Regions from separate parts of the Mus musculus genome. Here region 2 is linked to region 1. A link is a loop called in an ENCODE intact Hi-C map of the cell type or tissue named here. Cell type or tissue: heart. All regions are shown on one strand. Links, peaks and the distances in the headings refer to the core of each region. The heading gives the core; the rest is flanking DNA. Region 1 has its middle 71 kb from the start of 2810048H02Rik. Region 2 holds the start of Cxcl12 (chemokine (C-X-C motif) ligand 12).

Region 1 (16,227 bases), core at 4,654-12,653:
TGACAGTGAAGACAGCCTGCTGTCCCTGTGAGTAGACAGGACAGGGCAGTTCCTACCTCTCCATTCTTCCAGCCAGTGAAATAAAAATCTCATATGGTGTGAATTGTCTCCAGAAACCCATCCCTTACCATTGCCAAAAATACTTCTAGAATGACAACAATGGACTTTGTCATGGTTACAGTATATAAGATAAACATACAAAGACTATACTTCCACATCAAACACATAGAAATCAAAATTAAAAATATGCCACCTTCTACAAATGCTTACAAAACAATTAATCAACAGAATATGCACAAAGTTTATGGCTAAACGGTAAAAGTTACCAATGAAAGAAACACAAGACCTAACTCCATGAAGAGGCTCACCCATTTCCTGAGTTGGAAGATCCCTTGGGAGTAAAAATTCCAAATCCTCCTAAGGTTTTTGCCAACTTCTAATACTATCATTGTGAAAACTATCACAAGAATATAAAACACCTGATAATTGGAAAAATAAAAAAACATACAGCTTAAGTAATTTTGAAAAAGAAGAATAAAATGAAACTCTTCCTGCTTTGAGGATACACGTAGTTATGAGTGGTTAAGAGTCTGCGGTATTGGCACAGAAATAAACACATAGACTAATGGAGCCAAAGAGGCAGCCCCTAAGTGCATCTGAGCTATGCCCAAACCTTGACAGAGATGTAAAAGCAACTCAACAGAGGAAAGACAATCCTGCAAACGGCACTGGGGAAATAAGGGGCAACTGACAATATCCTCACAGCTTATTAAAGAATAGACTTAAATGTAAAATGTAAACTCTAAGACTGTCAAAAATGAAAAGGCCAATGGGATAGCCCAATGGTTAGGAGCACTTCTTGCTCTTGAAAAGGACCCAGGTTCAGTTCCCATCACCCACACAATGGTTCAAAACCATTAGTAGCTCTAGTTCCAGGGGAGCCAATCCCCTCTTTTGACATTCACGGGCACCAGGCATCCATGCTGAGCACATCCATGCATCCATGCCATGCACATACACGTACCCAGGCAAGGCAGTCACACATAAAATTTAAAAACAAAACTGTCAAAGGAGTATTGAAAACACAGAGAAATTGAGCAATGTTAAATTTCGTGAGGAAATAGTCAACAGAAAAGCTACTCTGAAAATATTCAGCAGTTATTTACATTAGACACATACATCCCCTCTTAGATATTTATCCAGAGAAATTATATGCATGGAATGTTTTTTTTTTTTTAGAGATTTATTTATTATATGTAAGTACCCTGTAGCTGTCCTCAGACACTCCAGAAGAGGGAGTCAGATCTCGTTATGGATGGTTATGAGCCACCATGTGGTTGCTGGGATTTGAACTCCTGACCTTCGGAAGAGCAGTCGGGTGCTCTTACCCACTGAGCCATCTCACTAGCCCCGCATGGAATGTTTTAATACGCATTTTCATAGCACCTTTGTTCATAATAGACAAAGAAGTGGAGACGGCCCTTGTGTGAGTGACAGATAAAGGCATGCCGCGTCGACCTGTGCCTGGAACACCCTCAGCAATAAGGAACCTCCTAGTAACCACGGTGTGGGTTTCAGCTGAGACGTTAGACCAAAGGGGAAGGGCGCATCATAAGATGGTGCATGCAGTATGACTGCCATATGTAATGATATTTTTAAAATAATTTTAGTAATTCTTTGAGAACTACTTAGAATGTTTTTGATACTCACCCTAAACTCTTTCCGTGTGATCTCTGATATTCTGACTCTCTAACATTGTGTCCTTTTTCATGTTTTTACTTTACTAACCCAAGGACTCCAATGTGTGCTATCTGTATAATCCTGAGTGTGGCTGAGCTACCACAGTGTGTAGGAGATTGACTCTCCCTCCCTTAGATGCCATCAGCTGACTCTCAGTTAGGGGTGAGGGCTCATGAGGCCCTTCCCCTCTCCATGGTGGAACTTTGACTGGCTTGATCCTGTGCCTTTCTTGCATGTAACCACACCAACTGTGGGTTTCGGGGTGCTTTGGTCCTGCGATGTCCAGAAAACACTTTCTGCTCCCTTCCTCCCCAACCTCAGGCTCATACAGTCTTCTTACCCCTCCCTTGTGATTGTCCCTGAGCATGGAGACTAGTGTCCCCAAACTTATGATACAGATGTCCCACTTGCGGTTGAGCATACCACAGTCAGTCACTCCCTGCACCTTGACCAGTTCTGAGTTTTAAGGTTAACTTTCATCCACTGCACAAATCAACCTCACTGATGTGGTCTCAGAGTTGCTCTAATCCACAGGTATAAAAATACAGACAGAGGGCAGCATGGTATTATGTCCATTCAACACAGGTGGAATAGTAGAATAACTCCTGGAGCCAATGATCTTCCCAACCCTGGGTTCCTGCCCAGATTTTCAGTACTAGACGTGTGTTTCCTCCTGTAAAAGAAGCCTTAAATCCAATCAGAAATCACTGGTTATCCTATGACATTCATACCATAACATTGCGCCATGTTCCTATCTGGTCAGAGTCGTCATATTTTTTTCTTTTCTTTTCTTTCACTTTCTCTCTTTCCGTTTTTGTTAGCATAGAGTTCAAAGCTGGATCAGAAAGTAGATGGCTTTCCCCCCAGCAGCCTGCATATTATGTTCTAGTACTGTGAAAGCCAGCCAACAGGAGGGAAAACTTCCTGACCAATACTGACACATTTCTTCATGCCCTGGGACTAACACGAGTTGTGTCTTCAGCAGTAGGGTCTTACCATCACATTCTTGTATGCATCAAGAGTGGTGGCAATACCCTGCATTATTTTTCCTAGTTTTCTGTATTTCATGATTTCTCCAAATTAAACACACAACTTGACACTAAGGTCCACAAATGAGTGAGATCATGTGACATCTGTTTTTCTGGCTGTGTGTTATCTTACTCAGTGTATTCTCCAGCTCCACCTATTTACTTAAACATTTCATATTTGGTTTTCTTTATAGCTCCATAAAATCCCATTGTATATAAATACCTCATTTCCACTATCCTTTTAGTCAGTTGCACAGACATCTAGGCTGTCTCTGTGCTTAGCCATTGTGAATAAAACAGCAGTGGACCTGGCAATAGTAAGAAATAGAGTTGTTTTGATGCATGTCCCAGACTGGTCTATCATTGTCATATATATAGTACATCTATTCCTAGGCTGGTTGTTTCCTGCTGGAATTGCCACACTGGTTTCTGCGCTGGCTTCACTAACGTTCACTCCCACCAATCCTGTTTGGATTTTTCAAGTTCCACAGCCCTTGTCATCATTTGTCAAATATTAGTGCAGTTACTCCTGGTTATTTCTCAGCCTCATTTGCTTAAAATAACTGTTTTTATTCTCTTACTCTAATGGAGTGTCTACTTTTGATGATGATGTGTGTTTCTTAAAAGCAACAAAAATTCTGTTTTCTAATCAAATCTGCTTGTGTGCATCTCTTTGACAAGGGATTGAGGCCATTAGTATTAAGAGTTATTATTGAACAATGTGTATTCGTTTTTGTCTTTCTTGTTTTTATGGCATATTCCTAGATCTCTTTTGATTAACTTCCCTGAACATTTTGTTTATTCATCATGACCTCTTGGGTGTGTTTATCTTTGCTTTCAGACTAAAATATTCCTTCCAATACCCTCTGCAGAGCTGGCTTAGTTCTCATAAATTCCTTTAGTGTGTTTTGTCTTGTTACTTTTTACTTCACCTTCAAACTTAATAGTTTTTCAGGTATTATATTCTGGGTTGACACCTGTCTTTCAGAACTTGAAATACATTTTTCCCTGGCCCTTCTGGCTTTCAATGTTTCTGTCAAATAATCAGGTATTATTCAGGTGTTATTCTGATAGACCTGCATTTATAAGTGATCTCTCTCTCTCTCTCTCTCTCTCTCTCTCTCTCTCTCTCCTTTTAATATCTCTTTAATATCCTTTAATATCTTCCCAAAATATGAAGCTTAGGTCTTTTCCTGTTGTCCTCACCAAGCCTTCCCACTTTCTACTTTTTAAAGATTTATTTTATGTATATGAGTACACTGTAGTTGTCTTCTGTCACACCAGAAGAGGGCATTGAAACCCATTACAGATAGTTGTGAGCCATCATGTGATCGCTGGGACTTGAAACCAGGACCTCTGGAAGAGCAGTAGGTGCTTTCACCCACTGATCCATCTCTCCAGCCCCCTTTACTTTCTCTCCTTCTTTCTTTTTTTTGCACCAAGTGCTGAGCCACTTCCACTCCCTTGTGAGTTTCCCTCCCTCATTCTGCAGGAGAGGTTTTCCACTGAGGGACCTTTTGCTTTTTGCTTTGACTTATTGGTATTTTCCTTTCCAACATCTTTTGTTTGGGCTTCCTTTAGCAATTCTGCTTCTACTTTTATATATCTGTTTGACTCCCTCATTTCATTCAGCTCTGTTTTGTACTTTTTGGAGTATATTTATGTCTTTGAATTTCTTACATTGTTCTTTTGAATTCTTCATCTGGTAGTTCTTTCAAGTCATTTCCATGTGCGATTGCTTTGAGAAGAGTGATTTGTGAATAGATATGCTGTTCTTCATACTGCGTCTATTTCTTCCTTTGGACTTGTACACCTGGACTTAGTTTTATGGCTGAGTCTTTAACTTTCTTTCTTTCTTCCTCTCTTTCTTTCTTTCTTTCTTTCTTTCTTTCTTTCTTTCTTTCTTTCCTTCCTTCCTTCCTTCCTTCCTTCCTTCCTTCCTTCTGTCTGTCTGTATTTCCTTCCTATTTCTTATTTTTAAAATCCTAACCACCTGTTTTTCTCTCAAATTGTTGTTGGTAATAATTTGAAGTTCCTGAGTCCTATAGGGATGAGTGCCCTTCCCTCTGTGCGACTATTATTTAGGGCAAAGGGCTCTAACAGGAGTCTTCCTCTGATTGTCAGGTATTGTCCTCAGATAGAGGCTTCTACCTGGGTCTAAAGTTTTCCTCTCTTGTGCAATTCTCTGTATACCTGTGGACCTCACCCAGAGTCATCTCTGGTCTTTTCACTTGTTTCTAAGCTACTGCTGCTGCTATTGGGGCTGTTCCCGCTATCTGTGGGCCTAACCGTGTTGAATCTGGCTCCCATCTTGGGCCTGAAGATTCTATTGGACAAGAAGTTCCACACTCCCAAGCACCAATAAGCTTTACTCCTGTTGAGGATTGGCCTGCTCCCTGGGTCTCCAGCACCTGATGCAAGTGCCGAGAGAGGTGGCATTGCATCCGTGGGTCTGACCTAGAGCTGAATTCTGGCTGTATTCTTGAAAGGAAATGTCTAGACACATCATAGAGAGCAATGGTTCCAGAAACCAAGCAGAGCAAGGGGAAAATCTAAATGGACACAAAGGGTGCTCTCAGTGATAGGAATACTCAGCACTAGTGCCAGCATCCTGGTTGTGCTGTTGTCCTGGGTGAGCTGTGCTGTGTTTGACACTTTGTGTTATACAGTGCACTCTGCTACAATGGACAATGATACATTGTATCCTAGCTGGACTGTGCAGACTGTCACCTTTGGTGGATCCTGAATAAAAGATACACAAGATTGGTCTTCATAATTTCCTATAACAATTCGGAAGTTCACCAACAGATTAATAAATATAAGGATTCAAGTGAATATATATTCATACATATATGTGTGTGTATATATATACATATATATACACACATACACAATATGTGTGTGTGTATATATATACACACACACACATGATCACATACATACAGTGGAGCATTATTCAATCTTAAGAATAAATAAAATCTGATACATGCATACACATTGAAGACAGTATACAAAATGAAATAGGCTATATGCAAAAAGATAAATATGACATATTTGGAGTACTCATACTTTTAGAGACAAAAAATAGAATCATGGAAAGTTATTCAGTGGAGAGTGAAGGGGGGGTGTCTTAGTTAGAGTTTCTATCCCTGCACAAACATCATGACCAAGAAGCAAGTTAGAGAAGAAAGGGTTTATTCAGCTTACACTTCCATGCTGCTGTTCATTACCAAAAGAACTCAGAATTGGAACTCAAGCAGGACAGGAAGCAGGGGCTGATGCAGAGGCCATGGAGGGATGCTATTTACTGGCTTGCCTTCCCTGGCTTGCTCAGCTTGCTTTCTTATAGAACCCAAGACTACCAGCCCAGGGATGGCACCACCCACAATGGGCCCTCCCACCCTTGATCACTAATTGAGAAGATGCCTTACAGCTGGATCTCGTGGAGGCGTTTCCTCAAGGGAGGCTTATTCCTCTGTGATAGATCCAGCTTGTGTCAAGTTGACACACACAACCAGCCAGTATGAGGGGGGGTGGGAGTGGGGACGGGGGGGGGGTCACTTCCCATCACTGTGATAAAATACTACGACAAAAGCAACTTAAGGAGGAAAGGGTTGGTTGACCCATCGTTCCAGGCTGCAGTTCATCATTACTGGGAAAGTCAAAGTAGCAGGAACTTGAAGTAGCTGCTCATGTTACATCCACAGTCAAGAGCAGAGCACAATGAACTAATTCGTGTATGCGCTGCTTGCTGTCCTTTCTATTCAGTCTAGGAACCTGCCCATGAAATGGATTCTCTCCCCTCAATCAACCCAATTAAGAAAATCCCTCACAGGCAGCCTGCAGGCCAACCTAATAAATCATTCTTTATTGGGACTTCATTCCCAGGTGACTCTAGATCATGTCAAATTGATAATCAAAACCATTAATGCATACAGAGCTCCATTGCAGGATGATAAAAACCACCTAGACTTGATAGCAATGATAGTGGTAAAGCTCTGAAAGGAGAGTGGATGTTAATGAGTGGTATTCTTAAAGTGATGCTGTATATGAGCCACGTAGGATATACATTGCTACATTATAAAAATGAAATCCCCTCCCCCAAACAAAGCAGAAGAGCATCAGAGAGATTTAAAGATCACAGTTTAGAGAGGAAGAGGACAAGGTGGGGGAAGGGAGAAGTAGACTCAGTATGCTTTCCATTGGCAGATTAACTTCGTCAAGACTTGTTACATAATCATAGGTATAACTAAATTTAAGATGTAAAATCTCTACAGAGCCAAAGGTCATTGACAAAGATATGTCACGCTTTACTGACTCGTGGCATAAATACACAGAAGAGAAAGACTGTAAAAAACAAGTCGCAAAAGTATAAATGCTTTCATCACCATCATGAGGCTCTTCTGAGCCTACCATTTGTGTGCAGTAAAGACAAAGTAAGTGAGAACTTTTATTGGAGTTCCAGGGAACTGGCACTTTTATCCTGAGAGGATAAAGATATAAATATACCAGAAATGGGGAGAGGTGACAAGTCTGTAGTCTCCAGACTGTTAGTTTTGTAGAGGCCCATACAGACTTCTTTCTGAGTAGAACAAAAAGTCTTGCAAGTAATTAATCACATAAGCAAAGCACCTCTGTAAGGTAAAGGAAGACAGGGTGTGCAGAATGGGCAGGGTTTATACAGTATTAGGCTTCTTGAGTCTGTGTTTTACCGTGTACCTGCCTGAGAACAGAGTCCGGCAACTGTAGCTGTCAACATGCACAAAGAAGAAGGCAAGAGAAGGCTTGCCCTCCCGGACCACACGACAGACAATAGATGACAAGCAGAGTTATGCTGAGTCTCTGTTCCATGCTCAGCAGCACCTCCTGTGCCTGCTGAGCCAGCCAAGAGTTACCAAGAAATTCAGGCAGCACCATGTAAAGGGAATATGGATGCCAACTAAGCTGGCGCCAGATTCCTGAGTCGCAATACCAAGAAAGCCAATAAAACATTTACCTTTAGCCTTTGATTTACAGACTTTAGAGTTAATGGCTTTCTTGGGTCTACTACAACTTTGTTTCAGCATCCTAATGGAGGTGTGCTCATATCTCCCGCTAGGGGGCGCCAACAGCGTTCGCTAATGTGGACACTGCCTACAACCCGTGACCTGATATTATTACTAAATGACACTCGATACTGGGACTGATTCGTTTTTTAAGATGCTGCAGGGCAACCCTGCCCACAGGGCATGGGGTCAGCGGTGCTCAGGGGCTGCCTATGTGTACCACTCCTGACCTGTTCTATCTCTAGCTACGGAGGAACTGTTTGCCATACACTTGATGCCGCCATTGACTGAGACTCCCGAGGACCTTCTGAGGGAGGTCAGCTGTGGAGTAGCTGGGCCACTCCGCTGCCCAAAGAGTGCAGAGGAGACAAAGACGCCAGCTGACAGGGACTCCCTAATCCTGAAGTAGGGGGAAAGACAGATTCAATCGTGTTCCTGAAGAGCTGCCTTTGATGGCCCTGATGGCTGTTTCTCTTCCTTTACTCAGAGGTTTTTGCATCTTACTTTATGGGATTCTGTGGTCTGAAATACTCCATAAATCACTGTGCGCCTTTCAGAGTCTCTCTATATGCCTCATTCACACGTTCTGACAGCTCCTGCACCAGGAAGAGGTCTGTTCGGTGGCTGATGAGGCCTGGCCAGGCCTGCTGAGCTCCCATAGATAAATCTATCAGTCACCTGGCCGGCCAATGCCCATTTCCCAGCTCGGATCTACGAGCAGAGCTTGGGACTGGACGAAACAAAGTCTGAAAATGTTTAATGACACCAACACTCTGCAGATTCAGAGGTGGGGCAACTCCAGAGTCCCCTGGCATCCTGGAGATTAAACAGTGGTGTGGCAACGGTGCTAAAGCCCGTGCACATTTTCTTGGCTCGAGTACAAAGTCTGGTATTAATCTGAGGAGGCCCAAAACAAAGACTTAATGTGAGGCATTAAGCTATGCTGACCTTAGGGACTGGCATCAAGCTGGAGGAGTAGACAGAGAGCCGTGGGAACGGCCCACATAGACGCTTCGACTGTGAGCTCCTCGACCACACACCTAACCACCAGTCCACCTTGCCTTCCAAGCCACATGCTTGGGAAGTGCCTGAGCCAGGCAGTCGGTCTTCCTTTGTGGGTACCAGGTTAGAAGGTAGGACCACGCCCTCGTTCATCCCTACGTGCAAGATTTGAGAGGATGGCTCAGGGCAAAGGTACCTATCAGCAGGAGAGTGGTTTCCGGTGTCTTTAGAGCCTTAAACCAAGTTAGTTCCCCTAGGACTGGCAGGACAATTGTCTTCTTCCTGATTGTCCTGCTGCCCTGGGCAGACCCTGCTGAGCACTCCGGTTTTACATAAAGCCAATTCTGACTATTTCTGCTGCCTCTTCACACTTCCTTTCAACTTGGAAGCCACAGCCATGCTGAGAGGAAGCACTAATTCACTAATATCAATGCTTCTCTTTATGTGACCTTCAAACGATAGGAATCTAGGAAGCGCTCCTCAAAGACTCTATATCTCTGTTCCTGGTCTGATGAGTCTTTCCCTAACAGCAGGCACTGGACACTGCAGCAGTCCACACGGAGATATGCTGAATAGCCTGCATATTCCAGTAGTAGCTTCCTAATCCAGGTCTAAATCGCTTCTCCGTCCCTGTACAAACACACGCATCCTTTCCATGCCTGTATCTGCACAGAAGGAAGATTCCTCTAACTAGTTCACATACATTCTTGACCTTTGTCTAGTAATTGACCTTGTTTCTCAGTTACGCCATGATCCCAAGAGCTTACAACATATGGTCCAGGTCCTATCTGTGTGGCTATGGAACCTTGTGTTACCTCAACTGCCCCCATTTATTAAATAAGTCTAATAAGAGTACCCATGCCCAATATTTGTTGTAGTTATGAAATTACATAATGCCCTGAACATGGTCAGTCCTAACTGTAATAGAGAGAAGCTTATGTGTTCCTGACTCCAGCGAGGCAGGGTGCCAAGATGGACTGTCTTTAACGTGTGTCCTCAGAGCCTGTGTTGTGGATTCAGAAAGACCCAGCTGATTGCTCGATGCTGCTTGTATCCTGATAATTGGTGAACTGTTTCCCAACTGTGTTTAAGGGAACACCATTGTGGCAGTTTGAATGAAAATGGTCCCTACAAGCTCACAGAGAGCAACACTATCAGGGGTTTTGGCCTTGTTGGACTAGGTGTGGCCTTATTAGAGGAATTATGTCACTGGCAATTATGTCACTGGTAGTGGGCTTTGAGGTGTCAGATGCTCAAGCCAGGTCCAATGGCTCACTTTCTCCTCCTGCTGACTGCCAGTTCAGATGTAGAACTCAGCACCTTTCCAGCACCATGTCTGCCTGGGTACTACTGCACTTCTTTCCATGATGACAATGAAATAAATCTCTGATCTGCAAGCCAGCCCCAGCTAAATGCTTTCCTTTATAAGAGTCATCACAGTCATGGCATCTCTTCACAACAATATACAACCCTAAGACTCTCAAACAAGTATGACCGGCAGATTTGACATTAGAGGACAGTGTACTGTTGCCTAAGTGGGTGGCTTTATTCTTTGATAAGAGGAGAAAACCACCTAGTTTTGTAGTTGCCCATCAGCCTCACACATCACTTTCCTCCCCAGACATACCATTTGATGAGCTTGCCTCCTCCACCTTCATCTTCCTTCCTTTTTTCTGTTTAATGTTGAGCATAGAGGGCGCAGGAACCTGGAACCCACTCCTCAACCTCCCATCAGGACAAGGTTACATGTCTGCTCGAGGACAGCCACCCAGGGGCACCCTCACCCAGGCTGTGGTTCCTCACCTGGACCTTGATCAGTATTTACTCTCCTCAAGGGGGAAGTGTGGGAAGGTTAAGTGCCATGTGCCAGCAATCTTCACACCGAAAGGCTGAGGCAGGGGGATCCTGAATTCTCTCTAGCTGGGGCTATACAGAAAGACCCTATCCCAGGAAAAAACAAAGGGAGGGAGGGAGGGAGGGAGGGAGGGAGGGAGGGAGGGAGGGAGGGAGGGAGGGAGGGAGGGAGGGAAGGAGGGAGAGAGAGAGGGAGGGAGGGAGGGAGGGAGGGAGGGAGGGAGGGAGGGAGGGAGGGAGAATGTAAAAATTACAACTAGTACCCAGAAAGAAAGATAGAGGCAAGCACACCAGTTAGACATGTCTTCTCCCATCTTCTTCTCTAGAGTTACCACCACCAGCTCAGGGATCTACTCTCACCCTGTGCTGTCCCTTTCCTGCTGCAGTGTGACAAATACAGCAGGTCTCTTGCAGCAGAGTCCCTGTAACAGAAACATCCCCACAGTGGAATGCTGTACCGCACAGATGCTCGGCAGCCCTCGTGAGTGCAAGCAAGACTGACTGTCTTCTGTATGTGCTCTGTGCAATCCAACTTCACTAGGATGGCAGGGCAGCCACATAGACACTCTGGGCAGAGGACTTTATCCTCATCTGAATTTCAATAGGTGTGATTCGAGTGCAGAAAAACCTAGCGACTTCAACCAGGAGTCCTCTGGGATCCAAAATATGCTCGTTTGCCTCAACAGAGCAGAGAACTATATTCAGGAGCAAGGAGCATTTGGTGAGAAAGCCTAGCAGGATTTTACACAATCCTTCCTGTCCCCAAAGCAGAAAGTCTGTTGGAGAGCTATACCAGACTGCTCAGGACAGGTGGGGCTTAGCACTCACTGCTCACCTAGAGCGAGGGTGGCTTTCCTCTCCCTCTCTCTCTCTCTCTCTCTCTCTCTCTCTCTCTCTCTCTCTCTCTCTCTGCATCCTCAGAGCTTCACACTTTCCCGAGCTCTATAATGAACCATATGCATCTTCCCATCCTCTGAGAGTGGCATTGAGCCCAGTGGCCACATGTTTATGAGCACCGAGAGAATCGATGTACATTTTCCTCTGTAGATCATTCCGTACTCTTTCTGCCCTGGAGACTGTCTTCAGTTGGCTCTCCCAGCCAGCCCCATTAGGCGCAACCGTTCCACGGCTTCAGTGTAATATCTCAGGGAACTCTCCTGAGTAAGGCTTGCTGTGCATTCACTCCTAATTACGCTCAGCATCACAGGACATATTATCTGGAGTGACATGAGATCCTGTGCTGGAAACACTCATCACATAGACGAAATTATTATACAAAAATATTGCTCTGACTCTGGTGTCATCCGAAAGTGGGAGACTTGCTAGATTTAGTGAGAGGGAAGCTATATATAACTTGTTTGGATGGAGTTAACCTCTGCATGGACTTCCTTGGGGATCTAGTGCATTTATCACACACCAAAGCTATTAGTGCCACGGCAGATTGCTGTAACATAACACACGCTTGCTGTCATCAGCCCCCAGTAACGCAAATCCAAGATGTTCACTTGGAATGGTATGGGATGTTTGGCAGTTCCAGCTCACTGCCCACTAAATTCACTGCACACAGGCACATAGTCCTAGAACTTGCTTCACATTTGTAAGTGCATGAAGTAAAATTGAAAAGCGCCATAAAATATCTGGATTTTTTTTTTGTCCCTAAATATCCAGATGTTTGACTTTGTTTAGTGAAAGCCTCTATAACTTTTACTGCTTTCTTGTCTCCATATTTAATCTCTGTTTGGAAGGCTTGGACCTATGTAAGATGCTTTCCCATCCAAAGCTCAGACATGAAGCCTGAACTTGAAAATGACTTCTAAGTAACTCCACAGCTTCTCTTCTAGGCTCGAGGTCAGCCTTTACAGGCCCCGGACACACTGCAGAAAGTAGTCTGGAAGGCTGAAGCCAAGGAGCGTCAAGAACATGGAAATCAGGGTCACTACAGGGATCTCAGCAATGCACAGTGGTAAGTGGGAAAGCCTTGCTCGCAAACAGCAAATGTCAATCTCTGAAGTGTCCTACAGAGGAAAGGGCATTCATGAGAACTGAAGGAAGGCACTGCTGGCCAGGTGATGTCAGTAGCCCAGTCATAATTATAAAGACAGGGGGCTGCTTCCAAATTCTTTGTCTGGGATGTAACCTCTGCCCAGGAGTCCCCAGGGAAACCCTTTCCAAGTAGACTCTTCTATCTTACCCAAATAACATTTGAGAGCTGACTTTTCCTGGTTATCCATCTTCACTCTGTAGCAATCTATCTCCTTACCACCCTTCTCCTGTTACCTTCTGTCCCTTCAATGGTGTGTAGCATCCCTATATGGAGTCACAATCCTGAATGGGGGGGGTCCTCAAAAACTCAATAATGTTAAAAGATTTTTAGAATGTGCAACAACCAAGACATAATTCAAAGTCAAACATATAATAAGCCCGAGGTGTGTGTTTCTGCGGCAGTGCACAACTTCACGGCAGCCATAGATTTGAACAGCACCCGATGTTGTTCTGCGAGCCACTCAATGGCTCCTCCTCACACTGCTTGAAACAACTTAGCTCAGATTCAAGACTCTCATGGGCTATGGACTGGAGTGGTTTTATGACACCCACAGAGTTTTCTGCTCTTCTAGAAGCATAATGGTTTAATTACAGAAAACCAAGGTTTGTACCCTTGCCATTCTTCTACAACTAAGTACCTAGTTAATGTATTTTTTTATTGTGTTGTTTTAGGATGCTTGATTTTTAAATTTGCTATTTCAGTTGCTGACTTGAGTTTCATTTTTTAAAAAATCATTGTGAGTTTTGGCTTAGAAATTAGGACAATTTCTAACAATTTTTGAAATGGCCCTAAACAAACTTCTTGTTTTTATACTATGCATCTTTTTAATCATCAGTTGATGTATGCTTGTTTTTAAAGTGGGACATATATACAATGTAATACTATTTAGCCATGAAATTCTGTCTTTTTTTTTCCTTTTCAATTAACTTTATTGTAAAAAACAAAAGAAAACAACAACAACGAAAATAAACCATGGGGAGTCAAAAACATCCCGCACTGAAATTAAGCAGACCCAGACTACCCATCTCACTGATCCCTTAGACAGTGAGAGCAGGGACTGAGGCCGGGGAGCTGCACAGCGGACTGTACACCTTCATTCACCACCCACTGTATTTTTATGCACTTATTTACCATCAGAAGTGGGAACTGCAAAAACAATTAGCTTCATAGCCTCTTTCACAACTCGAGTTCATTTTATTTAAATTTTATTTACGAGCTTCTGGGCGGCGCCATCTTCAGCTCCAGACAGCCGGCCACCTTCCTGGTGAGAGCACGGGGGTCTACCTGGCCTGAGAGGTTTGTGGCACAGGCGCCGGCGGGAGCCTTCTTGGCTCCGGGACTCCGCGGAGGGCAGGCTGCACGTGTGACCGTGTGGAATACAGAGTGCCAGCTGTTTCTGGGACGGGCGAGAGAGTCGCAGAGCTTCTGGGCGGCGCCATCTTCAGCTCCAGACAGCCGGCCACCTTCCTGGTGAGAGCACGGGGGTCTGCCTGGCCTGAGAGGTTTGTGGCACAGGCGCCGGCGGGAGCCTTCTTGGCTCCGGGACTCCGCGGAGGGCAGGCTGCACGGGTGACCGTGTGGAATACAGAGTGCCAGCTGTTTCTGGGACGGGCGAGAGAGTCGCAGAGCTTCTGGGCGGCGCCATCTTTAGCTCCAGACAGCCGGCCACCTTCCTGGTGAGAGCACGGGGTCTGCCTGGCCTGAGAGGTTTGTGGCACAGGCGCCGGCGGGAGCCTTCTTGGCTCCGGGACTCCGCGGAGGGCAGGCTGCACGGGTGACCGTGTGGAATACAGAGTGCCAGCTGTTTCTGGGACGGGCGAGAGAGTCGCAGAGCTTCTGGGCGGCGCCATCTTCAGCTCCAGACAGCCGGCCACCTTCCTGGTGAGAGCACGGGGGTCTACCTGGCCTGAGAGGTTTGTGGCACAGGCGCCGGCGGGAGCCTTCTTGGCTCCGGGACTCCGCGGAGGGCAGGCTGCACGGGTGACCGTGTGGAATACAGAGTGCCAGCTGTTTCTGGGACGGGCGAGAGAGTCGCAGAGCTTCTGGGCGGCGCCATCTTCAGCTCCAGACAGCCGGCCACCTTCCTGGTGAGAGCACGGGGGTCTGCCTGGCCTGAGAGGTTTGTGGCACAGGCGCCGGCGGGAGCCTTCTTGGCTCCGGGACTCCGCGGAGGGCAGGCTGCACGGGTGACCGTGTGGAATACAGAGTGCCAGCCGTTTCTGGGACGGGCGAGAGAGTCGCAGAGATTCTGGGGCGGCACCATCCTCAGCTCCAGACAACCAGCCACCTTCCCGGCAAGAGCCACAGAGCTTCTGAGGCTGCGACATCTTCGACTCCAGACAACTGGCCACCTTCCTGGCCAAAGCAACACAGCTTCTGGGAAAGATTCTGTTTTGGGCCTTCACCTTCAGCCAGGAGGAGGTCCAAACACCAGATAACTGTACACCTTCCCTGAGAGAGGAGAGCTTGCCTACAGAGACTGCTCTGACCACTGAAACTCAGAGAAGAGAGCTTGTCTCCCACGCCTGCTGATAGAGGGTAACAAAATCAACAGAGGAACAATCTTTTAACAAAGACAACTATAACAACTAACTCCAGAGATTGCCAGATGGCGAAAGGTAAACGTAAGAATCCTACTAACAGAAGCCAGGACCACTCACCATCATCAGAACCCAGAACGCCCACTTCGCCCAATCCAGGACACCCTAACACACCTGAAAAGGTAGACCTGGATTTAAAAGCATATTTCATGATGATGGTAGAGGACATAAAGAAGGAATTCAACAACTCACTTAAAGAAATACAGGAGAACACTGCTAAAGAGTTACAAGTCCTTAAAGAAAAACAGGAAAACACTGCTAAAGAGTTACAAGTCCTTAAAGAAAAACAGGAAAACACAACCAAACAGGTAGAAGTCCTTATAGAAAAACAGGAAAACACATCCAAACAGGTGATGGAAATGAACAAAACCATACTAGACCTAAAAAGGGAAGTAGACACAATAAAGAAAACCCAAAGTGAGGCGACGCTGGAGATAGAAACCCTAGGAAAGAAATCTGGAACCATAGATGCCAGCATCAGCAACAGAATACAAGAGATGGAAGAGAGAATCTCAGGTGCAGAAGACTCCATAGAGAACATCGGCACAACAATCAAAGAAAATGGAAAATGCAAAAAGATCCTAACTCAAAACATCCAGGAAATCCAGGACACAATGAGAAGACCAAACCTACGGATAATAGGAGTGGATGAGAATGAAGATTTTCAACTCAAAGGACCAGCAAACATCTTCAACAAAATTATTGAAGAAAACTTCCCAAATCTAAAGAAAGAGATGCCCATGAACATACAAGAAGCCTACAGAACTCCAAATAGACTGGACCAGAAAAGAAATTCCTCCCGACACATAATAATCAGAACACCAAATGCACTAAATAAAGATAGAATACTAAAAGCAGTAAGGGAAAAAGGTCAAGTAACATATAAAGGCAAGCCTATCAGAATTACACCAGAT
Region 2 (16,227 bases), core at 8,228-16,227, 85 kb after region 1:
CTACCTTCCCAGATGAAGTCTACCAGGCCACTCTTTGGCCATCCTGGACATCTTCCCCAGGTTCAGCTGATGGAATGAGATAGAAAGGGTATCTGGAGAGAACAGGGTAGCATTCGGGTCCAGCTACCATTAGCAAGAGTTACAGGACACCTGTGCTATCTCCGAGAACACCTTGGATAAGAAAGCGGCCATGCCCACCACAAAGAGAATCGCAGCTCCTACTGTGCAGCTTGAGCACAGTGAGGCTGACAGTGCTTTGAGCGATTGTCCCTCATCAGTAAAGCTGGTGAATGTCTGGACCAAATATGAAAGAAAAGACTGGACACCTACGTCCTCCTAAGGCACCATCCAGACCAGGGAAACAGTGAGGCCAGGCCTAAAAAGTGCCTACTTGTTCTCTAGTCTGACAGTTCTGTGACCCCCTACTCCCCATTTGGCCTTATGGTTACTTCTCATGTCCCCCACCCCCCAAATATGTTCTCTATTGTGTCCAACATGACCCCAGATTCTATCTTCATTTCTCTGCTCCCCAAAATCCCCCTTAACCCATTTCAAGTCTACTTTTAAAATCCTTTGCCTCTGACAATGAACTGAAATAAACCTTCATCAATTCTTCCGAGCTGAGACAGCAGGTTCGTGATGCTGCCCCTACAGCTTGGTCTCTATTCTGGGGAGTGTGCATGGGTTGGTATAGCTCAAGATCCTGGGTCTTTGCCTGAGAGGCAGTCAGTCACGCCAAAAGGTCTCTTCTTTCCTGCCTGAAGATTTTCAGGGAGCTGGAAGAAATGGGGAAGTCAGGAGTGGTAGTTGTTAATAAAGCCAAAATTTCCATTTCTGCTTCCTAATAACAAAGTCCCTGACATGACTGCTTTCCTTGTCAAAGGGAGGTGAGATGACTTGTACACCTCTGGTTGTCAGATGAGTCCCTTCTGCTCTGTGATAGACTCCCTTTCTGCTCCTGGAGACAGGGATGGATTCTAAGAACTTCAGGTAAGCATTTGGACTTCTGCACAAAAGCTGTATTGGATGTGTCATCAACAGGACTTCTAGTTGCCTCATATGTTCATCAACATTTGTCACTATGACAAAATGTCCATGGCAATTTATAAGGGGAAAAGGTATATCTGGCCTGTGATCTCAGAGGCTTCAATCCATGAACAATTGGTTCTGTTATTTCGGGTTTATGATAACAAGATATTATGATGGAAAAAGACTTCACCTCATGCACCTGGGAAGCAAAGAGAAAAGGAATGACCAAGGTTCCAGTAACTCACCAGTGACCCCAGTCACCTAATTTGCTCCCTCTTCTTAGAGGTTCCACCTCCCAGAGGCACCACTTTGGGGATCGGCCCTTTAATATACAGGCTTTAGGGAGACATTCAAGCTACACGCCATAGAACCTTTTAGAAGGGCAAAACAAATAATTCAAGACACTTGTGAGTAGGGAGTACACCTTCACTATGGTGGTTTGAGAAAGAATGGCCCTGTCTGCTTATATATTTGAATGCTTAGTCACCAGGGAGTGGAACTCTTTGATAGAAGGATTAGGAGGTGTGGTTTTGCTGGAGGACATGGGTCACCAGGGGTGGGCTTTGAGGTTTCAAAAGCCCAAACTATCAGATGTAGTCTGTCTCTCTCTCTTTCTTTCTCTCTCTCTCTCTCTCTCTCTCTCTCTCTCTCTCTCTCTCTCTCTCTCTCTCTCTCTCTCTCTCTCTCTCTCTCCCTCTCTCTCTCTCCCCTTCCCCCTTCATTTCCCCCTCTCCCTCCCCTCCTCCTCCCCCTTCCTCTCCCTCTCCCCTCTCAGGATGTACCTCCTGCTAATCTCCTCCCATGACTGATCATGGTCTAAACCTCTGAAACTGTAAACAAGCTCCTAATTAAATGCTTTCTTTGATAAGAATCATCTTAGTGTCTTTTCACAGCAATAGAACACTACAGACTAAGATGCTCACCGTAGAAAAGGAAGCTGGAGGTAAGGACACTGGCAGCCCCTGGTGACAGCCCTATATGTCCAGGGCACACAGACATAAGGCAAGAGGCCCTGGTGCTTATTTCTTTGACATAAGGCATGGCTTTTATGACTTGGTCGAAATGGACACACAATGGAAGAAAATACATAATCTACGGGAGCCCAGAGTCCAGAGCCAGGATGGGGATTGGTTCAATATGACCTCCTTTCCTGAAACCAACCTGCCAAGAGTAGAGAGTGCCAGACCCACACCCATTCTGAACTCGAAATAACTCAGAACTGTAGCTCTAGACCACACAAACTCTATCCTCAGGGTGTGAGTCTTGAGAGAAGAAATTCAGGCTGGCCATGATTCCCAATGTACCTCTTTCTCCTCTGTGCTCCTCTAAACTGGGCTGAGCATCCACTAAAGAGCCATCTGGTCCTGCCAGGATACTGCTGCCCAGTCCAGGTTAATAGGGACAGGCTCCTCCCACAGACACATTGGATGTTCCTGCTGAGTAGAGACCATGTCCTGAGTCCCAGTTGAGATGCAGGCCACTGGGAAGTCCGACCATTGGTTTTCCATGCAGCTTCTTCTTCCTTTCTCTCATCTGAAAACTAAACACATCTACCATCTGGTACCCTGGAAATGGAGGTCACATTCTGCACACAAGAAGCATTTCCGCCTGAATAAACAAGTTCCTTTCTCCCCTTCAATCCTCTGTCATTCCCAGAACTGGTCCAGCTGTTCACAGTCTGCTCTTCCTCCTGGACCCAGATGTGTTCTAGGGCAAGCACACACCTGGCCTGGCTAGGTAGAGGAAAGCAAGAAGAGCATCTCACTTCTGCAGCCTGGGAAAGAAAGGAGCAGGTGGCGGTCCACCCCCAGGTCAGCCCTGCCCTCTGGCTACAGAGAGGCACAGAAGTCTATTATCCTGCAGTCTCTTCTTCCTAAGGAGCAGTGCTGTGTGCACATCCCAGCCTCTTCAATGCGGCTCCCTGGGCTGCTGTTCCTACTCTCTCCAGACTGGTCTTCCTGTTCTTCAACACTAGTACGGTGCTGGCCATTGATAAAATATTCCTGGGCTGCAGGCAGGCCAGTTGACCCTGAGACTCAGACTAGGATCTGGTTGCTTGGACAACTGTTTCAGCAGCCCCAGTATGAAGGCTTAGGGGTTTGCAGGTTCCCTGGAAGCCTACAAGAGTCTATGGTTTTCAACCAAAGTCCTGTTGCTATAGTGTGCCTCTTAAATGTCTCACTCAAGTTCCATGTGTAAATTCTTACTTCTCAGGCAGGGATATGAGGCCCGGAGGGAGATCTGGCATTTCGTGAGTCACTGAAGGGAATTGTGAGACTTTGGTCTCTTCCCTCTTTTTCTCTTTCCAGACATACAGCTTGCTCCACCATGCACTGCCTCTTCACCACATCAAAATGACAGGGGGAGCAGCTCATAAACTGAAACTTTTAAAACTGAGTCTAAGTAAAGGGTTTTTTTCACACACACACACCACACACATGCATATGAAAAAGAATATATATAATTGTGTGTGCACACATGTGTATGTTAATGTATATATGTATATACATGTGTGTGCCAGATACCCATGGAGGGCAAAGATATCTATTTCTCTGGAGCTCCAGTTATAGGTAATTGTGAGCCACCTGACATTGTTCTGGGAACTAAACTTGGGTCCTTTGTGAGAGTAATAGGTACTCTTAACCGCTGAGCTATCTCTTCAGCTCCAACGGGCTTTCTTGTTTTGTTTTGTTTTGTTTTGTTTTGTTTTGTTTTGTTTTGTTTTGTTTTTCTTTATAAGGTAATTATCTCGGGTATCTGTTAAAGCCACATAAATCTGACTGACAGACTAACGGCAGATATGCTGGAGGCCATGATAGAAACATTCTCTACTTACAGACCTGCAGCCGTGCATCAGCCTTCAGAGTCCACATACCCAAGAGACGATAGATACTCTAATCACTCTCCCGCGCCCTCTACTCAGGCAACCCCCCCTCAGGTCTGGTCTTGAGCTCCATATTTCTCATATACAGATAGAGTTGAGCACTCTGTCTCACCACACACCCATAAAAGAGATAAATGCACAAAGAGATCAGCCTCCTGAGTCAGCTGTAAATTGGGAGTTGGTAAACAAAAAACAGATATACCCACACTTCTTCGGGACACCAAGAGCTTATAGAAACACCACAGGGGAAAAAACAACAGACCCTGCCTCTATCTCCAGCCTCTGTAATTCTCCAACACTGATCTTAATCATTGCATCCTGAGAACTTCTGTCTGAGTTTAGGCACAAACATCTCAGGTCTGCGAGGGCAGGAACGAGGAACTCAATCTTCAGAAGCCTAGAAAACTGTGCCTGGGATGTTCTGGGAAGGCTCTGGCTGTCAAAGAGCAGTGGAAGCTGGTGACATGGCCTACCTGGGTACGCAATCTGTCCCACGCTTCAGTCCTAGCCCACTCCAGTCCCAGCCCACTTGGGCTTCCATGTCCTACAGACCCAATGGCCAACTGACTATTCAACAGATTGAGGTGACATCAGGCTCAATTTGTTCTTCATAGTCAGTTCTTTAAGTTTACGAAACTGCCCTCTTCACCACCAAGCAAGGCCTGTCTGTGATACACTGACTCATATCTACACCAACAAGTGTATCCTGAACTGGACTGTAGCATCGGGAAGTGTCTACTCTTCTGCACCCAAAGCCACCAACGACCAAACATTTCAGCAGCCAGGCCAGGGAACAGGAAGGGAACTTTAAACAAAATTAAGCTACATTTACTTATTTATGGGTACACATGTGCACAGTCACGGTGTACATGTGGTAGCCAGAAGACAGCTTTCAGAAGTCCTCTCTTTTCCATCATGTGGGTCAGGTTTAGTAGCAAGCTAACCCAAGAGATGAGGGTCTTAAAGCCAACGATAAGAGCCAAGACCAAAGCCAGGCTACAAGACTGACTCCCGAGACACAGCTGCCACTCTGAGCCTGAGTGCCGCCTCAGAAGATAGCATAAACACGCTTCTGCAGGCAGCACTGTGTGGTCCATCTGTGCGGTCATTTTGCTCTGTCCAACATTTGAACCCACTGACGCTTTTACAGAGGCTGCTACTAAATGTGGCCACTTCAAGAACCAGTTTAGTTCTTGCTCCTTGGGGAATAATTCTTGTCCTTGTGAGTTTAAGCTTCACTCTAGAGTTTGGGATCCTTAAAGAGTCTAAGACTGTGAGTGAAAATGCATCTAATGGCCATGCATTTGCATACTAGAACACCAAACGCAGCTGGGCCTCCAGGCTGAAATCCAGCCAACATCTGTGTCAGCCATCAGTACCGTCTGCCCAAGTACAAACAAGCTGTATATCCCACTGACAATGGCCTGGTTATGTGGGACCCTCACCTTGACAGCCAGGACGGTACCATGAGCTTTTCTTGGCACACCCTGGAAAGGGTGCCTTACTCTTCCTGAGTTATGAGTGCTTAGGGCTCTGGCTTCCTGCTCAAAACCTCAACTCCAGTCAACTGGTGGACAGAATTATACCCACAATGACCTGCCGAAAAAGCCACAGAAGTAAATATTGCCTTGGGTCAGATCCTCTCCTGGAATCCCAGAACTGTTGAAAGCTGCCAAGGCAGGGGTAATAGATCACCACGACCCGCCTCTGTTTACAACCGGGTAATGCCTTTTACGACCGCCTCTCTCTGTCCTGAATATTTATTTTATTGCCCCTGTAGGGAGATTTTTCCATTTGGTAAAAATCATCAGATGGTTTCAGTCATGTTAACAACTGTTCATTAAACGCAGAGGGTAAACAGAGATGGAAAGGTTTGTTTCTTTCCTTTTTCTCTATTTATTTTTAACTTATGGAGAAAACTCAGGGAGTGAACCCAGGGAGGGAGGCATGTTCAGATACCATTCCTCTCACTGGGTGGGTATCCCCAGCCTTGTTTCCTGCCCTTCAGAGAGGACTAGTCCCTCATCAAAATGAAAGGTAAAGGTTTTAATCCGCAAAAGACCGAGGCTTGCGGCATGATCTTCATGTTTATAATCTTCTCGGACCTGTTTTTATTTGTTTGTTTGTTTTTGTTTTGTTTGTTTTGTTTGTTTGTCTTTTTGCTTTGGGTTCAGGGTTGCAGAAGACATGTATCTTATTTAGAGAAAGCCTTTTAAGTTTAGAACATCTTAAAGTCACTGGCATGGCATAGTTGGGGAGAAAGAACCAGTAGTAAATAGATGGGTAGATGAAGTGAGTGGATGAACAGAGGGTAGTGGAGACATGGTGATGGAAACTTAGCCAGGTGGAATCGCTGGCTATGCATGAGTGTAAGGCTAGAAGGATGGAGAGGTGAGTGGACAGATAAATAGCGCTGTGTGTGGTGGTGGAGACCGATGAAGGTGTAAAAGGAGAAGGTATTTATGTATGGATGAATGAAGAAATGACAGATGGAAGAAATGACAGATGGGTAAGTCAATGGGCAGACAGATGTTGAGTAGGCTAGATTGACAGGTGATTGTTGGGTAGATAGATGGATAGATATATGAATGGGTAGAGAGATGATGTAAAAGTCACTAGTGTCAACCTAACCCAATATAAAGGCACTGGGAAAGGGAGTCTTAATGAAGTTGTCTTGATCACATTATGTTATAAGCATGCCTATGAGAGATTTTTGGAATTGAGTTTTGGTTGGAGTGAGCGGGGCCATTCTGAATTTTTAATTAAAGGTACCATTTTGTAGGCCACAGAGTGAATGAAACCGGGAGAGAAAGCTGAACAGGCATGGGTATTCTATTGCTCGATGTTGAAGAAATATAATACATCACCCTGGATATAAAGTGATCACTTCTCAAGCCACTGCTACTGGGACTTCCCTGTCATGGTGGACTCTAACCTGGAGCCCCAGGCCAAAAAGGACCCTTCTTCCTTTAAGTGGATTTTATTGGAGTACTTTGTCACAGCAAAACAAAACAAAACAAAACTAAGACACGTGGTCAGGTAGGTGAATAATTAAGACATGCTGAAAAAGATTATTTTCAAGAGTTCATCTTCTACTCATATCTTTTGGGCCAGGCTCTCAGTGGTACCTATCTTCAAACTTGGCCTTGAAAAGTTCTATGAGGAGTCTGTGTACTACAGTTTCCAGCTGTTCCGCCAAAGTGACATGGAGTGGAGAACAGAGAACAGGATCCCCCTCTATCCAAGAGCAGCAAGCAAGGACAGAATTCTGGCTTCTCTGACGTGGGAGTGGGGAATGACTGCTCAGGCAAGCACCAGGCTTAGCCCTCCACAACTCCCAGGAATTTTTGTCCCTTTCCCTGGCTTTCCACCAGGATACATTCATGTGCTGCTGTTTTCTGGGTATCATCTTTTCCTCCCGATAGTCAGCTTAAGCATCCTGTATCAGAAAGGATGTCAGTGCCTGGGCTGTTTGCATTTCTGCTAGAGGAGGGGTGGGGGGCATGGGCAATGCTCAGGGTAAGAACCAGGGCTGGGACAAATGTCTGCTTGAACTTGAGAAAAGGAACAGAGAAAGGGCATTCTTCTATAATATCAACACACTACCATCAGCATCCCTGTCTTGATAAAACTCAATTTATCCCCTCAATGAGAAAGTGGACAATTCAAGAATATGCCTCTTATTTCTTTCTATCCACAAGTTCTGAATGGGCAGAAAGCCCATAGGGAGGGGGATCTCTTAAAGTATAGATCCTGAAGTAGCTCTGTCAGACTTACCGAAGAAACTACAAGATATATAGGTAAGCTTGCATCTCAGATAAACAACGAATAATTCTTTTCTGCATAAACATACCCCACAAGACATTCTAACAAGAACAACAACAAACAACATATATTTATCTGAAATTCAAAGGTGTCTTGAATTTCTGTGTAGCAAATTGGTTTTCTTGCAAACTACATTTAAATCCCAGGTCTTCGGAGTTAAAAATAAATAAATAAAAAATAAAAAGGAGTGGGAAGATCTGACTCTGCAAGTTGAGCAGTGAACACTGAACTAATCTCACATGGCAGGTGTGAGGACACAAAGGGGACATGAATGGGTCACTGAGTGACTGGGTGTTACACATGCTCCCAAGCTCACAGTCTGTCACTCAGATTTGTGGCTAGTAGAACGTGGTACACACAGTAGTTGCAAGTGTGCTCTGAGAACAACCCTGGATATCTGAAACCATGAGTAACACCAAGTCCTGGAAAGGTGATCTGTGGCTTTCATCTGTAACTGAGGCAGCACTAAAAGACAAGTAGGTAGTGTATGCTCTGTGAATATGCTGGGCCGAGTGATGACTGGGATCCTGGCTATGACGAATAGGGTAAGAGATTTTATCACATTCAGAACATCATACAATTTAGAACGTGAAATTATTGACTTCTGGAATTTTCCACCGAGTGTTTTTGGACCATGACTGTAGGTGACTAGAACCACAGAAATCAATACCTCTGGTGAGGTACAACTGCTGTCTTCCAGTTTAGATTCTTAGTGTTACCCTAGCTACTGAGCCCTGTCTGCTGAAAGGAAGGTTGGCTAAAGTCAAGGTGGCTAGGCACGGAGAGGTGGAACAAATCCAGACCTGATTCTCCTTGCTTGGGAGCTGGAGTGGGCTACCCTCACGCCTGGACTCTGAGAAACTCAAGTTTTCCACAGAACATTAAATCTAGGTGCTGTTCTAGCTGTGCGTTAGCAAATACTTGTGCTTAGAGGGTCTGGTCATCCTGAGCAGGACGGTGTTAGACAGACATTCTGGTCTGATGGACATACGTGCTCCCTGCAGGTGGTCCCTGCAGGTGGTCCTGCCTATGCATGTATCCCGAATTCAGTGCTATCTGACTCAGGTTTCCTGGGATCCTTCCCCACCTGGTGGCAGAGGATTTTTAAGAACTTCAGTTTGGGATCCAGTCAAGGAAGCCATGGCCAGCTCAGCACATGTTGAGCCTCAGTCTTCACTATAAACCTTCAAGAGACCCCTAGATGGCTGTCACACAAATGATTTATGTCCCCATATATGTTTCTATGACTTACTGGTGGTCACATGCACTTGCGACATTTTCCCTGGATGATTCTTCCATGTCAGTCCAAGCTTCTTGTCTTGGAAGCTAGGAGGGCTTATACTGAAAATGTAGTCTTAGTGAAAGCCCAATGTGATAGACCCAGAACCAGGATGCCCAAGTCCTACAGAAATAGACTTGTCAATTGTCTTTTGAAGTACTTTCTCTGGGGCAAGTGCTTTGACACTTGATAAGCCACCCAGCCCCACCACCGATGGAGTGCATACAAATGGTTCAAGGGACAGCAACAAGGCTCTGGGCATTTGGCTACTTCAGCTCCACTACCATACAAGTAGGACATTTAAACAAGGTGTCAGAGCTGTGTGAGCAGAGACAGTGTGTGTGGCGGGGGGAGGGGGAGGTGGACAGCATAAGCTTCTGTCTGCTGAGAGAGCCCCATTAGACTTGCATGGAGGAGGGACCAGGAGCACTGATGGGGGTGGGAGGACCAAAGATGCCCAAGGATCTTACATGTACTCACCCTCTTCTTTTTTTTTATTGGATATTTTCTTCATTTACATTTCAAATGCTATCCCAAAAGTCCCCTATACCCCACCCCCCGCCCTTCTCCCCTACCCACTCACTCCCGCTTCTTGGCCCTGACTTTCCCCTGTACTGGGGCATATAAAGTTTGCTAAACCAAGGGTCCTCTCTTCCCAATGATGGCCAACTAGGCCATCTTCTGCTACATATGCAGCTAGAGACAAGAGTTTTGGGGGTACTGGTTAGTTCATAATGTTGTTCCACCTATAGGGTTGCAGACCCCTTCGGCTCCTTGGGTACTTTCTCTAGCTCCTCCATTGGAGGCCCTGTGTTCCATCCAATAGATGACTGTGAGCATCCACTTCTGTATTTGCCAGGCACTGGCAAAGCCTCACAGAAGACAGCTATATCAGGGTCCTTTCAGCAAAATCTTGCTGGTGTATGCAATAGTGTCTGGGTTTGGTGGCTGATTATGGGATGGACCCCTGGGACTCACCCTCTTCTTAGCATCTGCACACTCCTTGGTCATCTCTTTCCTGCCTAGTCAGGTATAAGTGAGGACGATGAGGACTTCCTTTTCAATTTTACATTTCACCACTTTGAAGCCAAATAGTTCACTTTAAATGGAGAGCCTGGCTAAGACAGTGTGCAATATAAGACTTCTGGACTTTTTATATTATTTTCAAGGTTTGCTGTCCCCAGCCACCTAGATCATTTTATCATATGTTAGCATAAATCAACTCGCTTTGTAAAACTAAAATCATATATAAAAATAGGACCAGTCTTGATATTTGAACTGTTGTATGGGTCATATTTTTATATTACTTTAAAAATGCATAAATCTACATCTAAAACCAGTGCTTCCTGGGCTCATTTTATTATGGAATATTTGTACCACCAAATTATGGAAATAGCTTAGATGCCACCAATGGATGAGTGGGTAATCTGGTTTATATGCACAACGGAGTTATACTCAGCCATAAAGACAGGTGAAACCATGTCATTGGCAAGGGAACATACGTTCAATCTCATAAAAAATGAGCATTGCCTGTTTCCGCTCATATGCGGAATATAGGGAAAAGAAGAAAAGGAAGCCACGACACTACAGGGCATGCGGAAGAAGGAGGAGGAAGTGAGGAGAAGAAGAGGGGATAAAACTAATAGGAAGGTGAATATCATCAAGGCCTATTACATGCACACATGCAAGTGTCTGTCCTCAAGATGCATTACATGCATGCATGCAAGTATCACGATGCAACTGCTTGCTGTGCACTATTGCTGTCTTTTTTTAAAAGACCATAATAATATTGCTTTCAGAAAGAGACAACAGAAGTTATCTTAGCAGTTACACTGCAAATGAGGACTGTGCCCTGAGAAGCCAACCTGGGAAGGCTAGCCAGTGAACTTTGCAGGGAGCTGCCAAGCAGAGGGGTAAGGGGCAGATGCTTGCACCAGGGACCCAGAGGCTGGCCGTGCAGACATGCCTGTTTTGTAACTCTAAAGTCAGCCTCCAGGCTCCCATCTTGATTTCTGGATAGTCTACACCACAAGCCAAGGAGTAGTGGCCAAGGGATAGTGACCAATGAGCAGCAGCCTCCCCCCCACCCCCACCCCCCATTGTTCCCTTGCTGTGTGGAGGAGACCTGCAGACTTGACAGAGACGTGAGCTGCCTGTGTGCCTTCCCTGAAACAAGGCTTCCCACAGAGGAACTGGGTGAAACCGAGCAGAGATTGTTGCATAAACAAAGGTAGCCCCAAGCTTGGGAGATACTTCTTTGGTTGAGCATAGAGAAAATTCAAAAGGCTTATGACCAACCCCCACGACCCCACCCCACCCCGCATCTCTTTCTTTGTGGAGTCTTCTAAAGTGGACATGGTTTTAAATAAAAATCATTCACCAAGTGTAAAATCGTAGAGTTTTCTTTTTTCTTTTTTAAAATCTAAAATCCAGGTCCTTGGCCACCCTATTTGAATCCTAAGCGCTTACTGCGGTGGCTCCACTCACTGGCGTTTTATGTTTTATGTGACTTATGTTAGATGGCTGGCTTTTATGTTGCTCAACATCTCCTTCTTTCCCTACCCCGGGATTTTTTTCTCTTAAATATTTCGAACTCTTAGTGCATGCCTAGCTCATCGTAGGAGGACCTACTGAACGTATTTTAGTGAATGCTTGTTGGAGGGTAGGGACAGATGTGGCCCGCATCGGCTTCTGTTCTGGAGCCTCAGTCTGCCAGAGTCTTTGTTGGCCTCTGCTTTGCTCTTAGCCTGCACAGGACACCCCTCCCCCCACCCTCACTCCTTGGCTGTGAGTGGGTCCCTCTCTCCCGATTTCATAGCAAACACCAAGAGATCTGGACACCTACCTGCTTTGGACAAACTTACAGGAGAGGTTTGCCTTGCCTCAGAGATGTACTGAATGGGAGCATCAGACAAGTTTTTGTGCTCAGAGCTTTTGCCTAGGAGCATCTGGTCTTTTTTTTTTTTTTTTTTTTTTTTTTTTTTTTTTTACTGTTTTACTGTTTTACAGGCATCAGGTATCCCAAGCGCTTGATCTCGGATTACTGGAGCATGGGAGATAAGACCACCAGAGGGCGCCGGAGCCTAGCCTCTGCCGATCCTGCAGTACAACAGGGCCAGCAAGTTCAGAGTTTAGCATACTGAACGCTCAGGATAGCGCAAAAGCCGGTAGAAATGGATGGCTGCCTTCTCTGAAATGCTACTTTTTAAACACAGGGACCAGGTCGGCGCGGTTCCAGATTTGAAGCTGAGTCCCTAAAGTGTGTCTGACAAATGAATGGATGCAAAGTGCTTAGCGGAATTGTTTAAGATACTCTCATGGCTGGAACATTTTCCTCTTGACCTTCTCCACCCTTCTTTAGTCCCTAGGTGGAGCCCCAGGCCCAAAGGTCCTGGCCACTGCTTCACAAATATGATTCCCAGATTGCCCTGAGACAGAGGCAAGTCTCTGTTGTGCACTCCCTTGGGTGAACATGATAACAGAATCCAAATCGCTAATTGGCTATGTGGGAAAAGTGGTCGAAGCATGGCCAACACTGCCTGTGGCAGTGGAAGGTCCAAAGGACGCTGCCCAAAGCCTCTAGCCCTCCAAGATTCAGTCTGCCCCCTCCCCCGTGTCTCCCCACACCCGGGTTGGGGTTGTTTTGGTTGACCAGAGTGGAACACAACGATCTATTGGCAGGGCTGAACACCAATGGGTCTATTTGTAAAGCGCCAATGACCACTTTCTGAAGCAGGGTTTTAGGGAGCGGGGCCTTAGGGAACTCTTTGGTCCTTTTTAGAACACTGGACTTTCTTCTGGAAAGGCAGGAAACACTGAAGTTTAAGAAGTTGTTTCCAGCTTCCATTAACTGAACACACATTAAAACCAAGCACAGAGAATCAGGACGTTTCGCGGGAGTGAGACCCAGTCATTTCTCCTCCGTTTCCATTCTGCAGGGTGAGAGTTGTAATCACCCACCCACTATTCGTACCATCCACCCACCCCCAGTCGAGAGAATAGGGGTACAGAGGGGAGGTGGCAAAGAAAATTCACGATACTGAGTATCTCTGGGAGACCTGTTTGGTCTCTTTGCTCGGTAGCGCAGCCCTACGTTAGAATGCATCTTCCCGGGAATGACTGTAGTGAGACTTTGGCTGGGAATCCAAGTTATTCTAACTGTAGATTGGTCCACGTTGCCCTAAGCCTAGCAGTCCACTGCGGCACAGACACCCTGGACATGAGGTGGGTCAGCTTAAGTTCCTGGCACGAAAGAAAGGGTACTCTGGCAACTTTTGGATGCGGCGAAACAGACTGTTTCGTCTCTCAGGTTCTTATTTCACGGCTTGTGCCTTTGACAGCCCCTTAGTTTCTCTATCTGCAGGATGGGAGCATTAAGCTCTACGACCCAGCCTCTTTACAATTCAGGTCCAAAGAGCCCGCCCAAGTTGGGGACTGGGAAGATCAAAGGTCTCAGCACCCAGCGGAGCCGCGGACACTGAGGGCGCCAAGAAGGGGGTGGGTAGGTAGGGAACTGGAAGGGCGGCTGCTCCGCAGGGGATGCGCGTCAGAGACCCCAGCCACACTCCAGGCCCGCCCCTTGATGAGCCCCGCCCCGCCCCGCCTGGTTTTCGCCTCTAAAGCGCCCAGCGCTCGCCTCCCGCTGCCGCACTTTCACTCTCGGTCCACCTCGGTGTCCTCTTGCTGTCCAGCTCTGCAGCCTCCGGCGCGCCCTCCCGCCCACGCCATGGACGCCAAGGTCGTCGCCGTGCTGGCCCTGGTGCTGGCCGCGCTCTGCATCAGTGACGGTGAGTGCAATCCGCGGCCGGGCCCGGGAAAGGCTCGCAGCTCTGCGCCGGAGCTCCTTCGGGTCCGCGGTTCCTCTGCCCGCGCCGAAGTCGCGGAGAAAGAACTCGGTCGGCGCCGTTCACTACAAGCGAACTTGGGGCAGTCCACTTTGCAGGGCGCACTCCCACCGGGTGCCCTTTCCCGTGTCCCACGGGTCGCACCGAGGTTTTGTGCTCTGCGAAGTGCGGCCATAGGACCTAGAGAGGGCTGCAGGGGAGGACCCGCAGGATTGTTGGGCAAGAGTGGGTTCGGCGCGGAATGGAAGCGTGGGCGATTGTGTCCGGGGCTTGGGCCCCGGAGCGCGCCAGCTGCACTCAGCTAGTGTCTACCGGCGCCCAGATGTTTCCAGAGGCGAAGGGCAGCGCGGTCCCGGAGTTGACCGTGCAAGAGGTTCACTCGGGTGGTGCGTGTGTCAGCAAACTCTCAAAGACCGGTCAAGTAGCTCGAAGTGCATGGCTTGGCTATAGGTTCAGTGGTGAGGCTGAGTTTCGTCCCCTGCGGGTGTAGCGTGTTCTCTTACAGCACCCTCGAGGGGCTCAGGGCCACCAGCAGCGCAGCGCAGCTCTTGAACTCGCGCTGCCAGCCAGGGCCGCGCTTCTGCACAGTTCGTTGGTCCGTAGCGACGCGGACCTGAGCACGCGTCTCTTCACTGCCCCTTTTTCTTCTTACCCGGGTCACTAGACAAAGGCTCAGCAGTTACCCAAGCTATATGCACACCTCTCCCCAACCCCCAAACACACCTGCAAACGGGCGCTTTTGTAGCCAGCCCCGGAGTCCTCAGCTCTGGAATGAGAGCTGCAGCGGAGTTCAGTCTCCCAGACCCAGGGTGGTGTCTTCTTTCACTGGGAAAGGGCTTTCATTTTGTTTTCTTTTTTTGACACTGAAGAGAAAACTCTCAGCGCTGTTACAAGACACCGTTGCTGCAAAACAAAACAAACCATTGCCTCTGAACACAAAACAAAATCCTACTAGTCGATCCCCTGCCTTCCTCCGCAGTGGTGTTTCCTGGAGAGAACTGAGGGACAGTCGGGGCTCTTGGTGAGACTGAGCTCTAAATGCTGCCCAAGTACACCAACTCGTTCGTTTGGGTTCTTTCCCTGTGACAACGGGGTACGGGAATGGTTGGAGTTGCCTAGTCCGAGGGAAATGTTCTGTAAAAGAATAGTCAGTTGCTGATCGGAGTAGTAAAAAAAAAGAAATGAAAGGCAGTTTCGATTTTTTTTTTTTTTTTTTTTTTTTTTTTTGTTACCGAGAACACCCGGGAGGCTGAGCCTTCCCACTGGTCCCCCAGTGCCCCGTCATGGAGCACATTGATTTGGGCATTAATAATTGAATGAGCTGGTGATGTTGCAAGGGTCACAGCCTCTGGCAAGTTAGGTATGGGGCAAGAATGTAGGACTCAGGTCCTCAAGGTTGGAGTGCAATTATCCAGAGTAAAAGTTGTCTCACCCTCAACATATTCTGACCCTAGGAAGAGTCGGATTGTTGACAGTGTCTGGATCAGACCTGTTCTCTAGGCAGGACCCCATTGTGCTGCCCGAATGAACTTTTTTACCTCCTAGTGCCTGTGTGCCCTCTGATCTTACACAGCCCTCAAGTTGCAGCACGGCTAACCTTGCTGTGGTTCCTGTCTTTTCCCATCAGCTACTCCAACTCAGAAGCTAGATAGTAGACACCGGAGGCTTCTTTGGTTAAACCCAGAGCAGCAGGCTTGCCAGGCTTGTTAGATTGAATGGACCCCTGGTTCCCTAAGCCAAGCTCTCTAGATTCCCAAGTCCAGGGTGGCAGCAGAGCTGGATTAGACTTTGGTCTGTACCTGAAGTCTGGTTTTCCTATGCTTTAGAGTCTAAAGACACTACCCTTCCTGGGGCATGCATCCCTTAGCTAAATAATGCTTGCAGAAGAAGATAATCCCATCATATATTTAATTCGGTCCACTTCTCCAGCTGCTTCCCAAAGGCAGTGAACTTCAGAATACCCAGAAGTCTCCTGGAACTCTAAATAAGCAAACTTAAAATCCTGGGGCTAACTATTCTCAGTCATACTTTTAAACTTTGGTGAAAAGACCCATAAATTGAAACATTTGGGGATGCTCAGTAGAGCTAGGATAAAACCCTGTTGTTGGGGGAGCAGCTACAAATCCAGCAGTCCTCAGGGTTTGCAATTCTAGACTTAAAGGGTGGTTCTTAAGGGGGGGTTCTAAAGGAGCCCCTTGCTAATTTACACTAATGAGTGTCAATTATAGCATTTTGCAAATTGGTGAATTGGCAAACAAAGCTGGTAATAGGATCCAGGAGGCCTAGGCATCCAGGTAGTGACCATAAAAGCCACGGTTGACCCCAGCTTTTGGGAAAAGCTGGATAGAAGGTAAATCCGGGTCCTC

The links. A loop is a pair of places that touch in the nucleus more often than their neighbours do. Peaks named below come from ENCODE experiments on the same cell type or tissue, not always from the same donor. Only the 100,000 strongest peaks of a DNase experiment are listed, where the experiment ranks them.
Region 2: a loop joins it to region 1, with 2.3 times the contacts of the local background. A loop is called at or near these places in 2 of 42 quality-filtered maps.

The regions. Positions count from the first base shown.
Region 1 is chr6:117,073,259-117,089,485 of GRCm38, forward strand. No RefSeq gene overlaps it. Among named protein-coding and RNA genes, the nearest start is that of 2810048H02Rik, 71 kb to the right of the region's middle. In heart, for the core only: a CTCF peak has its summit at 7,860 (motif pointing right); no DNase peak of the experiment used is centred there; H3K27me3 peaks cover 578 bases.
Region 2 is chr6:117,154,913-117,171,139 of GRCm38, forward strand. It overlaps Cxcl12 (chemokine (C-X-C motif) ligand 12), which reads left to right and starts at 13,623. Exons shown (of 3, transcript NM_021704.3): 1 at 13,623-13,804. The coding sequence starts at 13,744. In heart, for the core only: CTCF peaks have their summits at 12,106 (motif pointing right) and 12,329; DNase peaks (open chromatin) are centred at 12,129, 12,519, 13,599 and 14,559; H3K4me3 peaks cover 4,113 bases; H3K27ac peaks cover 2,313 bases; H3K27me3 peaks cover 2,496 bases.